Linked DNA regions of Homo sapiens: region 1 is linked to region 2. A link is a contact called in ENCODE Hi-C or POLR2A ChIA-PET data. All regions are on one chromosome and are shown on one strand. Each heading gives the region's core, a stretch centred on a gene start or an enhancer-like site at or near the end of the contact. The rest is flanking DNA. Distances are from core to core; before and after follow the strand shown.

Region 1 (3,196 bases), core at 32-2,531, 47 kb after region 2:
ACCGTGGTATCGGCCCCCTCATTAATGAGTTAAATACTTTTGAAGTGTGTTCATTTTATGAGCCCATGAGAGTCATGTTTTTAACTTTTAAAAAATTATACTTTGACTCAATACTTTTACTTATAATAAAGATTGAAATGTTGTAGTTTTAAGTCATTACTTTGATTTTTTTCCAGTAAGAAAAATACATAATTTATATTTTCCTCAAAACCAAAATATTTTAGAAGAGCAGGGAAAGAGTTTAGGCTACAAGGAAGTAGTTGTGTGTCCCAACCACTTCCTAAAATCATTAACCAGAAATTCCCATAAGTCTTCATAAACATTTCTTTAGTGGTTCTCCAAATGGTTATCATTATGCAGCTGCCCTATCCACTACTGCGAGTTCCTAAACAACACAGACTTTGTCCTGATAGACCGAGATGATGCTTGGCAAAGTAAGCTCATAAGTGCTGGAAGAAAGAATTTTGAGTGTGTGAAATGCTTTGGCACCTGTAAGGTGTTAAAAAATATTTTTTCTAGTACTCGAGTGCTTCTTCCTTAAATATGTACTTTCTTCTTCCTAGTTTGGAGGAAGAAATAATAAGAATTTTTTTCCCACAATTTTCACATGGGTGGGCTGCCATAAAAAGCAAAACAGAATCCCTTCAGACCAGCATGGCATCTTAGTTTCATGTTTCCCATGTCCCAGGTGGCCGATCAAATATGATTTGTTTTTCCTCTTAATGTTCTGATGTGAGTGTATTGATCTGCAGTGGTTAGACACTTTGCCGCAACTGGGATTTACTTGAATGTTGAGGCTTGGAACTGATTGTGGAGACCTGAATCAGCCTTCCAGCAACTTATTTAAACAGAATTATTACTTCCTATAATTATTTTTTTTTTCAGCTCCTGGAAACATCCCTGCAAGACTAACTTGGGTTGTAGAGAAATACTCTGGAAGCTTTGTAGTCTCTTAATATACACAGCCATTGCCAAGTGATTAGACAATCAGAAAGAGTCAGTAGACCTTCCCTGTTTTTGTTCTGGGAGGTTAGTATTGCTTCTGTCTTGAAAGCCTGAGGACTACATTTAGGATCAGCATAGGTTTCATTTTTCTAAGACACACTTTTAAATCAAATCATGTTTATGGCTAATCGCGTTTTCAAAAAACATAGAAACAGAAATCTAAAATGAACAAGAAAGAAAAGAAAAAAACCCTTTATAGTGATAAATGAAATGTCACCTACACATGCCTCTTGAACTGATCTTATCAGCGGATGGGGAGCTTCACAGGAAGCTGCCGGTCGCTGCTGCCGTCCACAGAGGGGGAAATCCTGTTTTGAACCAGGTAGCACCAGGGCCGTTTGCTGTTGGAAGAAGTAGAATATTTCCTCCCCATCTGCTGTTGTTTTCCATTAAAGGGGATAAAAATTAGAATTACATGAGAAGATACCAAAAGTCACAAAATTTTCCATTATTTTTACATTCTTTTTCTCTTGTCAAGGTAAAGTCTGATTTCAACATATGAGAAGTCTGAATATACTTTATATATTCGAGTATATAAAGTCTGAATCAAGTCCATCGACAGGAGGGGTTGTGGTGTGGTTTCACTTTTCTATACAACTGTGCTGTGAGGGGTATTGATGAGGAATAAGGATTTATATTTACAAGAATTCATATTATTTTTTAAAAAGCATTATTATAAAGACAAATAATGGGTATTCAAGTGGTGAGATTTCTAATTTTTTCTTGATTTAAATCAGAGTGGCTCCCCAACTTGGCTTATCATCAGATTTGCCTGGGGAGCTTTAAAAATACAGGTGCTTAGCTGGGCACAGGTGGCTCAGATTGGCCTGTAATCCCAGCACTTTGCGGCAGATGGATCGTCTGAAGCCAGGAGTTCGAGACCAGCCTGGGCAACATGGTAAAACTCTGTCTCTACAACAACAATTAAAAAAAAACCCACAAAAATTAGCTGGGTTTGGTGGCCCATGCCTGTAATCCCAGCTACTTGGGAGGATGAGGCAGGAGAATCACTTGAGCCTGAGAGAAGGAGGTTGCAGTGAGCTGAGATCGAGCCACTGCACTCCAGCCTGGTTACACAGTGAAACCCTGTCTCAAAAAAACAAAACAAGACAAAACAAAAGGAACCCTTAAACCTATTTTCAACTTAAAATTTGAGTTTAATTAAAAATTTTTTTAAATTAAAAATAGAAATACAGGTGCTCAGGCCCCACCCAGAGAGATTCTGATTCAGGTCTGGGATGGGGCCCAAGAACCTATTTTTAAGAGACTTCTCAAGTGACTCAAATGAACAGCAGGTTTTGAGACCCTATGGTTTAAGTTATTAAGGTGGTTCTTTAAAACCATTTTCTCCAGTATTGACAGCAGAGGGGTTCCCATAAAACCTCAAAAGATTTTAAAGTGATTAATCAAATCAGCCACACAGAGTCAGTCTTTCTCTACAGGAGCAGAGCTGACAGTGATTCTTCCTGACAAAGTAGGAACCAAGTTGACAAGACCCACCAGGTGCTAATGTAGGCTTCCCAGTAAGTGGTAAGAACCACTGGCCCTTTGCCTTTTGCACAGGCAGCTGAGGAATGATTTCTTAGCTGGAGAACACAGGATGGTACATTAGTCTTTTCCACAAATTTTCGCTGCCAGACTTGTGTCAAAATAAGTCCTGGGACCAAATCTAGTTTGAAAAAGGTGCTCATCACACTGATGAGGCTTCAAGCACTGGCCAGAGTGGCTCCCTCAGGAGAGATGGGCACAGGCTCTACTCCTCAGGACCCTTAGAGCCGCCTGTCCAAGGGAGGGTGCCTTCAGTTCAGTTGGCTAGACAAGCTGCGAGTTGCTGATTCATTTGTTAGTGAAACAAGCACCAAATTTCATCTTTAAAATAATTCCTGCAGATATCGTGTTTTGAGACAGTTCAGTATATACCCATATCTAAATGTTGTAGTTTGCAACAGTTAAATTGAGAGTGATGAGTTCACTTAGAATATGGTCCGCTTTACACCCCCTCTGTTTGCATAATGGCCCTCAGTGAAGTGGGCCTCCGTTTCCATCTGTATGTGATGGTTATGTGCATGGCCTGGGTTTCTGGCTCACCAACAGTCTCAATGAAAAGGCATCTACTCCTCCCAGCTCTCATAAATGACTTCCGCAGGGAGAGCAAGGGAAACTTCTTTGGCTCATATCTGTGTGGTTAATT
Region 2 (3,130 bases), core at 61-2,560:
ACAGGCGCCCGCCACCACGCCTGGCTAATTTTTTGTATTTTTAGTAGAGACGAGCTTTCATTGTTTTAGCCAGGATGGTCTCAATCTCCTGACCTCGTGATCCGCCTGCCTCAGCCTTCCAAAGTGCTGGGATTACAGGGGTGAGCCACCACGCCCGGCCTAGATGACAGTCTTAATGGTTTTATAGAAATCATTTTGTAAAAGCATTTGGAAAGTTGCAAAACTTGACATTAACATAGTTCTTGGGTTCAAAGCTTGAGTTCAAGGCATTGCTTGGCTGGGCATGGTGGCTCACGCCTGTAATCCCAGCACTTTGGGAGACTGAGGCAGGCGGATCACTTGAGGTCAGGAGTTCAAGACCAGCCTGGCCAACATCATGAAACCCCATCTCTACCAAAAAAAAATAATAATAATACAAAAATTAGCTACGCATGGTGGGAGGGAGTGGGGCACCTGTAATCCCAACTACTTGGGAGGCTGAGGCAGCAGAATCACTTGAACCCAGGAGATGGAGTTTGCAGTGAGTCTAGACCACGCCGCTGCACTCCAGCCTGGGCGACAGAGCGAGACTCATCTCAAAAAAAAAAAAAAAAAAAGATAATTGCTCACTTAAATGAAACTATATTAACTTTATTAAGACCGTCCTTTGGGCCTTTAAAGTGTTTGAGAAAATATATAACAATATAAACCACAGTCTAGAAATGATACAAAATGTATTCATGCAATAGAATATAGTTGTCACAAAAGTGAACTCATGGGCTTTTGTAATATTGTAATATTGAGTAAATTCAGTACAAACATAATATGAGATGAAACAAGTTGCAAAAGCAAAGACATATATTGTTTATGGATACACAGCCATGTGGTAAGCATGCGAAGTCAAGTGTAGTCATAGTAACCAGTGGATTTAGGATGGTGGTAACCCCTAGAGGGAGAGGAGGAGGGGAATGGATGCAGGGAGCCACATATCTGTAATGTTTCATTTCTTTAAAATAAGGGAAAGGATAAAAATATGGCAAAATGTTAATATCTGACCAAACTAGTGTGGGGTACACTGATGTCTGTTATATTCTTCATATATTTTTGTACCCATGAGATTTTACAATACTAAATAGTAGATTTTAAAAATTCTTATCTTCAAAATTTAGTTTTTTATCAATAAAATGACTTCTGTGTCATTGGGAATTTCTTTACTCAGGAAAATCTTAGATATACTAATTTCTGAGCCAGCATAGTTGCTAAGGATTTTACATTTACGTGCTAAAAACATCAGCCAATCCAAACATTGTGTCAGGTTTTTGTGTCCAGAACTCAAAGCTGTGGTTAACAACTATAACCACTGAGACAGCAAAATCTTCAAAAACATGCTGAAATTTTTGCTTGACTTACCCAATTTCCTGTTGAATCATAATGTTTATATTTAGCAAACTGTGAACCTAGATGAAAGTGCTTTCTAAAATATTAGATTGTTGCCCAAGATTGAAACAACCTTATTATTATTTGTGTGTTTGTGTGTATCTTAAAAAGCAATTATATGATTCCATGCTTCATTTTCTAGAGTAACTCAGGGATTGTGTATAAAATGGAGGCAGGAGGAGGCCCAGCGTGAATGAAGAGGTGGAAAGGCTGTAGCCAGACACAACTGTGCCCTTTGAAATTCCTGGGAGAGGGTTGGAAGGAAACCCTCATACCAGTGACTGAGTAACTTTGGTTCTGAGAAGAAGCAAATCTCAGAAACATTCAGAAGGGCCCGTAAGGGTTAAATAAATTGTTCTGTGATTTCTGATTCACCCCTATAATTCAGCTCTTTCTGGGGTGAATAAGTTATCCATTTTATTTGTCCTGAAAAACAGGTTGATAGTCATGGTTTCTCATAGAAGTTCTCTATTAAGCAGCATATTGCATAGGAGGTAAAAAATGCAGACTTGAACTTATTGGACTCAAAGTCTGGTTTCTAGTAAATTTAAGTGTGTTATAAATATGTATCAATTAAATAACTCGCCTGACTTATTTTCTGGCTTTCACTTACCTTGATAATGTTGATTTTATTTTATTTTTTATATACTTTGGACTTTGAATAGGTTAGTTATCCACAAATATGAGCAAGTATGTTTTTTGTATTACTTGAATATTCATGTTTACTTTTAGAATCCATATCCATAAATTATCAAAGTTAAGGCAGATTCATAAAAACAATGACCCAAAAGATTGAGATGGTAGTCTACAAACTATCTGTAGTTCCAGAATCCCTGAGCCTGATGGGAAGTCAGTTAGAGTCTTGGTTTTGTGAATATTCATATATTTTGCTACAGGGTGCTGCCGCAGAAGACCCTACAGGGGTGGTACGTAATATGCAATGTGTATACCATATTGACTTTCTAAAATCCATATGTTCCTGCATCCCACACCACATCTGATTCCAAAGGTTTTGGATAAGGGATTGTGAATCTGTACTGATGTGGACTAATTTGTCCTAAAGACAATTCAATTTAGTATCTGATGGTGAAGTCTTGCATTGGGTTAGATAGATTATCTGAAACCTTGCTATTAAGGCTATTTACTGCACTGCAAATGTTTAATAATAGCTTTGTTGACAACCTCTATTTACTTTTGCTGCTTAGGTGATCTTGGATGCCCTGTGTGGCTCAGCTGCTCTTGGCAGTGGGAAGGGTTGATAAAAGGCAAGCCTGGACTTGCTGCAACTGGGAGTGGCCATTTCTAGCATGTAGTATAATGGGAAGGCCTGTGTGTTGGGTGGGATAGGTAGATTGCACAGCGTCCCTGCTTCTCCTGGGTGACATCAGCACCATTTGATGGTTTGAGGATTCATGTCAGAATTCAAATACATCTCTGAATTCAAATGAATTCTTAAATATATGCCATTATGTGTTATCTATGGATTTCTCTGCTATTTTCACAGATAATCATCAAGGGACTTTATTGGATTTCTTGATGCAGAGAATTTTATTTTAATCCATATTAATATTAAAAAATATTAATATGGATATTTACTAAGGTATTACACACATTCAATATGTGTTGTATATATTTTTCTCTTCAAGAATAATAAGAATGCATTAGAGGCATTGGAAAATACAGAAGAGCGCATAAAAGAAATTAATAATCCTAA

The links. A loop is a pair of places that touch in the nucleus more often than their neighbours do. ChIA-PET counts read pairs that join two places held with the same protein, here RNA polymerase II (POLR2A). Pooled maps may share reads with other maps.
Region 1: a map of heart right ventricle shows a loop between it and region 2 (3-fold over the local background). The contact joins two enhancer-like sites. A Hi-C loop is called at or near these places in 26 of 168 maps with a recorded cell type or tissue (CD4-positive, alpha-beta memory T cell, CD8-positive, alpha-beta T cell, Caco-2 and 9 more) and 21 of 50 pooled maps. POLR2A ChIA-PET finds 5 or more read pairs at or near these places in 8 of 52 experiments (A549, CD4-positive, alpha-beta T cell, Caco-2 and 5 more).

What each region holds. Positions count from the first base shown.
Region 1 is chr6:108,941,735-108,944,930 of GRCh38, forward strand. The region is part of intron 12 of ARMC2 (armadillo repeat containing 2); the gene reads left to right. Among named protein-coding and RNA genes, the nearest start is that of ARMC2-AS1, 19 kb to the left of the region's middle. Within about 2 kb of position 1,282, at least 15 of the 41 ENCODE cell types and tissues checked have a DNase peak (open chromatin) inside an H3K27ac peak, as active enhancers do; they include CD4-positive, alpha-beta T cell, CD8-positive, alpha-beta T cell and heart right ventricle, where a contact is called at or near this core.
Region 2 is chr6:108,894,906-108,898,035 of GRCh38, forward strand. All of the region lies in intron 6 of ARMC2 (armadillo repeat containing 2), which reads left to right. Among named protein-coding and RNA genes, the nearest start is that of ARMC2-AS1, 28 kb to the right of the region's middle. RefSeq lists an enhancer at 2,081-3,130. Within about 2 kb of position 1,311, at least 12 of the 41 ENCODE cell types and tissues checked have a DNase peak (open chromatin) inside an H3K27ac peak, as active enhancers do; they include CD4-positive, alpha-beta T cell, CD8-positive, alpha-beta T cell and heart right ventricle, where a contact is called at or near this core.